2 separate regions of the Homo sapiens genome follow, and region 1 is linked to region 2. A link is a contact called in ENCODE Hi-C data. All regions are on one chromosome and are shown on one strand. The core of a region is the stretch at or near the end of the contact, and the rest is flanking DNA. Distances in the headings are between cores, read along the strand shown.

The links. Hi-C counts contacts between places; a loop is a spot of excess contacts on that map. Pooled maps may share reads with other maps.
Region 1: a loop to region 2 is called in a map of GM12878, with 3 times the contacts of the local background. The contact joins two enhancer-like sites. A Hi-C loop is called at or near these places in 1 of 168 maps with a recorded cell type or tissue (GM12878), 9 of 37 single-sample maps with no recorded cell type and 7 of 50 pooled maps.

What each region holds. Positions count from the first base shown.
Region 1 is chr4:14,168,420-14,172,106 of GRCh38, reverse strand. The region is part of intron 1 of LOC124900670 (a long non-coding RNA gene); the gene reads right to left. Among named protein-coding and RNA genes, the nearest start is that of LINC01085, 58 kb to the right of the region's middle. RefSeq lists enhancers at 1-352, 1,411-1,982. Within about 2 kb of position 2,431, at least 4 of the 41 ENCODE cell types and tissues checked have a DNase peak (open chromatin) inside an H3K27ac peak, as active enhancers do.
Region 2 is chr4:14,854,838-14,858,330 of GRCh38, reverse strand. All of the region lies in intron 2 of LINC00504 (long intergenic non-protein coding RNA 504), which reads left to right. Among named protein-coding and RNA genes, the nearest start is that of LINC00504, 32 kb to the left of the region's middle. RefSeq lists enhancers at 1,616-1,995, 1,191-2,390. Within about 2 kb of position 1,795, at least 10 of the 41 ENCODE cell types and tissues checked have a DNase peak (open chromatin) inside an H3K27ac peak, as active enhancers do.

The DNA.
Region 1 (3,687 bases), core at 1,182-3,681, 690 kb after region 2:
CGCGTCAATATCTATACTGATTCTAAATATGCCTTTCATATTCTGCACCACCATGCGGTCGTATGAGCTGAAAGAGGTTTTCTCACTACAAAAGGGTCCTCCATCATTAATGCCTCTTTAATAAAAACTCTACTCAAGCCCGCTTTACTTACAAAGGAAGCTGGGGTCATTCACTGCAAGGGGCGTCAAAAGGCGTCAGATCCCATTGCTCTAGGCAACGCTTATGCTGATAAGGTGGCTAGACAAGCAGCTAGCTCTCCAACTTCTGTCCCTCACGGCCAGTTTTTCTCCTTCACATCGGTCACTCCCACCTACTCCCCTGCTGAAACTTCCACCTATCAATCTCTTCCCACACAAGGCAAATGGTTCTTAGACCAAGGAAAATATCTCCTTCCAGCCTCACAGGCCCATTCTATTCTGTCGTCATTTCATTACCTCTTCCATGTAGGTTACAAGCCACTAGCCCGTCTCTTAGAACCTCTCATTTCCTTTCCATCATGGAAATCTATCCTCAAGGAGATCACTTCTCAGTGTGCCATCTGCTATTCTACTACCCCTCAGGGATTGTTCGGGCCTCCTCCCTTTCCTACACATCAGCTCTGGGATTTGCCCCTGCCCAGGACTGGCAAATTGACTTTACTCACATGCCTCGAGTCAGAAAACTAAAATATCTCTTAGTCTGGGTAGATACTTTCACTGGATGGGTAGAGGCCTTTCCTACAGGGTCTGAGAAGGCCACCACAGTCATTTCTTCCCTTCTGTCAGACATATTTCCTCAGTTTAGCCTTTCCACCTCTATACAGTCTGATAACAGACCAGCCTTTATTAGTCAAATCAGCCAAGCAGTTTTTCAGGCTCTTAGTATTCAGTGAAACCTTTATATCTCTTACAGTCCTCAGTCTTCAGGAAAAGTAGAACAGACTAATGGTCTCTTAAAAACACACCTCACCAAGGTCAGCCACCAACTTAAAAAGGACTGGACAATACTTTTACCACTTTCCCTTCTCAGAATTCAGGCCTGTCCTCGGAATGCTACAAGGTACAGCCCATTTGAGCTCCTGTATAGATGCTCCTTTTTATTAGGCCCCAGTCTCATTCCAGACACCAGACCAACTTAGACTGTGCCCCAAAAAATTTGTCATCCCTACTATCTTCTGTCCAGTCATACTCCTATTCACCGTTCTCAACTACTCATACATGCCCTGCTCTTGTTTACACTGCCGGTTTACACTGTTTCTCCAAGCCATCACAGCTGATATCTCCTGGTGCTATCCCCAAACTGCCACTCTAAACTCTTGAAGTAAATAATCTTTGCTGGCAGGACTACGCTGAATCTCCTTAGGCACTCTCTAATCAGATGTCCTGGGTCCTCCAATTCTTAGACCTTTTATACCTGTTTTTCTCCTTCTCTTATTCCATTTTTTAGTTTTTCAATTCATACAAAACCGTATCCAGGCCATCACCAATAATTCTACACGGCAAATGTTTCTTCTAACAATCCCACAATATCACCCCTCACCACAAAATCTTCCTTCAGCTTAATCTCTCCCACTCTAGGTTCCCACGCCACCCCTAACCCCGCTCAAAGCAGCCCTGAGAAACATCGCCCATTCTCTCTCTCCATACCATCCCCCCAAAATTTTCGCCACCCCCCACACTTCAACACTATTTTGTTTTATTTTTCTTATTAATATAAGAAGGCAGGAATGTCAGGCCTCTGAGCCCAAGCCAAGCCATCGCATCCCCTGTGACTTGCACGTATATGCCCAGATGGCCTGAAGTAACTGAAGAATCACAAAAGAAGTGAAATTGCCCTGCCCCGCCTTAACTGATGACATTCCACCACAAAAGAAGTGTAAATGGCCGGTCCTTGCCTTAAGTGATGACATTACCTTGTCAAAGTCTTTTTCCTGGCTCATCCTGACTCAAAAAGCTCCCCCACTGAGCACCTTGTGACCCCCTACTCCTGCCCACCAGAGAACAAACCCCTTTTGACTGTAATTTTCCTTTACCTGCCCAAATCTTATAAAACGGCCCCACCCCTATCTCCCTTCGCTGACTGTCTTTTCGGATTCAGCCCACCTGCACCCAGGTGAAATAAACAGCTTTATTGCTCACACAAAGCCTGTTTGGTGGTCTCTTCACATGGACGCCCCTGAAACATTTATCTCATCATTTGTTACCGAGCAACAATTCAAAACAACAATGCAGTGTCTGAAAGGAATAATTCATGGGGCTTTAAAACAATGAGAGAAGAAAAAAGGAGAATACAGTACATAGAATACAAGATGTATTGTTCTGAGGCAAGTCTTGGATATCATCTATTTCTACATTAGGTGTGTCTCAAGAGTCCAAAGCTTCTTGCTAATCTGATGACTCCCCACAACATCCTGGTATTATCATTCCATTTTTTTGAAACCTGAGCAAACTGAACCACAGAAAAATTGAGTGAATTGAGAAGGTCACGTGGAAGTCAAGCCCAGAATAGAACTGATGTCTGCTGGTTTCCCATCCAGTCATGACCCTTCCCAATACACATTATTTGAAGCAGTCTGGTCAGCAGTGGCTAACGGCTTTAATATTTTTGAACCATTAATTTTTTTTTTCTGAGTAACATTCCTGGCAAGCTTGCTTATTTTCCAGGGTGAGAGATATGTCTGAAAATAAAGTTAATGGACAATGTTGATTGTCACCCTAAAAAAAATAGCCTTAAAGCAGTGAATGGATTTTAACTTAAAATGTGGATTTTTAGGTTGCATTTAAATTTATATAAATGTCATACTAATATCGTGCATCTTGAAAAATAGAAAGGTTGAATGAAAAATATTGAATATCAAGGTAAGAGTTTTTGAAAAGGTTACAAAACCTGGATTCAGAATAACAGCAAGGCCTTTGGCAATGAGCTTGAATTCTTGCCAGGAAATGTAGTTCATCTTGGCATCCTGCCCTGACCTCACAATCCTGGGCATTGGCTTATATCTCGTGCTTCAGCCAACTCATTTCCTCCAGCCGAATCGATGACTTTCTAATAGCTGAGCATCCTGCTCTGAATCACTTGCAAACCACTAAGATACACTTTCTCTGTTTATTTTCTGACTTGAGACAGAGAACAGCAAGGTCAGTTGATTCTTTCAATGATTGCTCTTAAAATAAAAACTTTCACTGCAGTCGTTTGAACTTTTGAAAACCAATGTCCAATAATACAGCCATTTCAGCAAATTCAGTTGCTCATGATTTCATAGTTTTTCTATAGCTTTATCATCTCTATCTCTATGTATATCAATACATATATTAATGCATCAGTAATTAGTTAATGGGTATGTACTTTTATGTCTGTCAACCATAGTGCCTTATGCCACATAAATACTCAATGGATGCTAAAAAAAAAAAATGCATATAAAGGTAATAAATTGTTCTTTTGCAATTAGAGAGTTATTTTCATGCCAGCTGGAATGTTCATATTAAAATCAGAATAATCATGTATTTATCATTTGATGGGAAGAAGAAAAGTTTCACTAATTGGAAAGGAGCTTGTCTGAAAGCTGTGGAAGACAACATTGAATGGGCTTGTTAGGCACAGAACATAATCTTGATGTTGTAAGAGAATACGAGCAAAAGAATGGAGAGAAAACAAGTCACCATGTGAAAGTTTTAGTGTAAAATTGCAGTAGGAAATAAATTCACTGC
Region 2 (3,493 bases), core at 546-3,045:
ATACTAAATTTTATGTGATGCTACCAAGCCATATCTTTTTTTATATATATGTTTTCTTTTTTTTTTAGAGGCGTTTTAGTTTCACAGCAAATTTGAGAGGAAGGTACAGATATTTCCCATATCTCTCCTACCCCCACAAACCACAGCTTCCTCAATTATTAACATCCCTCACCAGAGTGATACATTTGCTACAATTGATGCACCTACATTGATGTATCATAATCAACTAAAGTCCATAGTTTACATTAGGGTTTGTTCATATTTTGGCTTTTTTTATCAATAGTTTCTGGGGATCAGGAGGTGTTTGGTTGCATGGGTAAGTTATTTAGGTGTGATTTCTGAGATTTTGGTGCACCCATCACCCAAGCAATGTACGCTGCAACCAATATGCAGTCTTTCGTTCCTCAACCCCTCCTAAGCTTCCCCGCAAGTCCCCAGAATCCATTATATTATTCTTGTGCCTTTGTATCCTCATAGCTTAGGGAGCTATAGTTTTCAATTATTATATAATTTTATCTTCTGTAAGATACAAGATTTACCCAAGGAATCCCTACTTCAATTAAGAACTCTGGTGCCCGAAGGAGAGGCTTATCCTATCTCTCTCCACCTCACTTCCGGTTTGTTAGAATCTGGATTTGAGTGCTGCTTCCTGTGCCAAGCCGACTTGATTTGTACAACCCAAAGGTCAGGGCAGCAAAGCCAGGGGAGCTGTTTCTTCCTAACTTCAAGAACTCATGGGAATAGGTACATTAAAAACAGAGTTATTCCCAGTTCTCTTTGTTGCTTAAACAGATTGGCTTTTCACTAGTATGTTCTGTGCTAATAGTTGTAAGATATCACAGGTAACAAAATCATAATTAAAATGATGTGTGTGAAGATAATGTTGGTGAAAAAATGCACATAAAGCTATACAGTGCGAGAATGACCAAAATCAAAGGCATTTTTTTCCCCTTTTGCCAGGGAGACATGTATAAATTCAACTACACTCAAGTAAACATGCTTATAGAAAGCCTAACGCCCAAGATAGGCACACTTCCTTAAAAAGGAGCAGGTTAAGGGGACATGGTACCTATTTAATCCCTATATTGTGCCAGGCAGTTAGACTCTTTCACTGGGCTATCTCCTTTAATCCTCCCAACAACCCTGAAATGAATGTATTGTTTTAAAGTAGGGATGGAATTATTTGAGATGATGCAAATAAGATACCAAGTCGAGTGCCCAGAACATAGTAATTGTTCAAGAATATGTTGCTTAATGTCCACAGAGATTCAACGACTTGCGTATGATCACACGTCTAAGGAGAGGCAGAACAGGGATCCCATGCAGACAGATTTGGGCCCAAGATCACTCATACACTCGTGGTGCTACCAAGTCACATTTTTTTTGCAGGAAAGACAAAAGACAACCTTGATTTATTATTATTATTTTATAAATGACCTGGAATTCACATTCCCCAGGGCCAGTCTTGTCTCTGGCCTTTTTTGTTAGTTTTTCCCTTATTCTCTAGTTATCCATTCTAATTAATAAGAGACTACCATATAGTCCCCTTTTTCGCCCCTTGCCCAGCTCAAAGTCTGAAAGGAAACATGAGAACTCAGAAGACACTGGAAGACGTCACTATTACGGGCCTTTCCCAAGCCCCATACTAGTGAGTCCTTCTCTCCGTTGTGACTCACACCCCATCACCCTCCCTCCTCCCAGGACAAACAGCGTTATGACTCACTGTGGCTTCTGACAGCCTTAAAAGAACCATGAACTTGAGCCCAACCCTTGAAGGTCAAGGAGTACTATCATTCTTTAAGCCACACCACTGTGCACATGCTTTTTCCTTTAGCCAAGGGGAACTCCATGCCTCTGTGGGTTTTTCCCTTTAGACTAATATCTTTCTTCTTGGTTCCACCCTGAGAGGATTGTCAGTCAAGGGGGGTGTTTTTGGGTTTGAGATCAGCTTACAAAAGCTCCAGGGCAGAGACCTTAGTTGAATTCTGGGGATTTACAAAAGAATCAGAGACTGGGGAAGCCAAGTCTTCTGTCAAGTGAAGCTTATCAGGAATAATTCTAGTAAAAGCAGGGACCCCTCAGTGCTGTGTCATTATGGGCCTCTGGGCCTGTGGCTTCATGGGCAGGAGATAATTAGCAGACAGCTCATCCTGGAGGAAAGCAGAGAATGAGCCTTGGAACTAGTTCCCCTGCCTCCAGTTTGGCTTCTGTCCAGCTTGCCCCATCATCATGTCATGCTTACACTAAAGATCTTTAATGCTTCCCTTTCATCTCTATTTAACAAGGGGAAGAATATTTTTATAGCGTAAATGGAAAGGAAACAAGAAACACCTCTTCTACTATGCCTCCCTGCTTTACCTGACAACTGCTCCTGGTTCTCCAAGGCTCAGCTCTGCTGTTGCCTCTTCTGATTTGCCAAGTGGGGCTAGTTGCCTGCTCTGTGCATCTGCTACACACCTTGAACTCCTTCTAGCCCAGCCCTAACGCACTGTACTTTGGTTTTGCATTTAGTCATCTAGCTTCCCAACCATGCCATGAACTCCTCAACGGACAGGGCCTTGTTAGCACTAGTGGCATAGTAGGCATTCAAAATGATGGGCGCTGTAGCAGGGTGGTTGAGAAACTTATCTGTGTCTCATTTGATGCCATAGAGTTACTGGAAATGAAGGAAAGGCGTTCCTTCCTCTCCTAGCAAAGTTAACAAGTCTGTGTTACTAAGATCTGAATTTTCTTTACTCTTCATGAAAGAAGTTAATAGCCTTTTTGAGTTTCAAGGATGGGGGAAAAAAAAAAAGAAAGAAACAGGCAAGCCTCTCCCCAACTCAGTTCTAATCCCACAACATTTTTCTTTTTTGCTTGAAGGTACAGACCCATTGAGGTATAGTCTAAAGTAGAGAGGGACTTTTTCAAGATTTGAAGACAGTGGAGGCATAATCAGTGAGTTGGTTAGGTCTTCAGGGACTGGGTCAAGGGCATGGTTGTGGGAGTGTTCAGTGAGTTGCTCCAGCTGGAAGATGGGTTCCTAGAAGGAGGTGCCTTCATGGGGGCCTGGGAGGGCTGAGTACTGAGTGTGGTGGCCTCAGAAACCCTGTGGCTGAGCTGATACAGAGGACGGGGGGCTGCTAGCATCGTCACTCATTTTTTGGTGGTCTATGCCAACTGAGTAAGGACTTACATATAGCAGCAGCACTAGGGATGGGAAATGAATGCTGAGGCTGTTGTTTCCTTACTATCCCACTCTCTATTTACCATTTTCCTGAAACTGGTAAACTCTGGCATACTTACATGACCCAAATGAAAGAGACAGATTCCAAAAAGATAAAAAAAAAGATTAAAACTTTCTTGGAGTACCTTTGCATAGCAAAGAAGCCTTGTGAACAAAGAAAGCAGATCACTAGCCTAGGACATAAGTCAGCTGGAATGAGAAAGGTTTCAATCCAATAAGCATATGCCATTGGCCCTCTGTATCTGTGGGTTCCACATTCGTGGATTC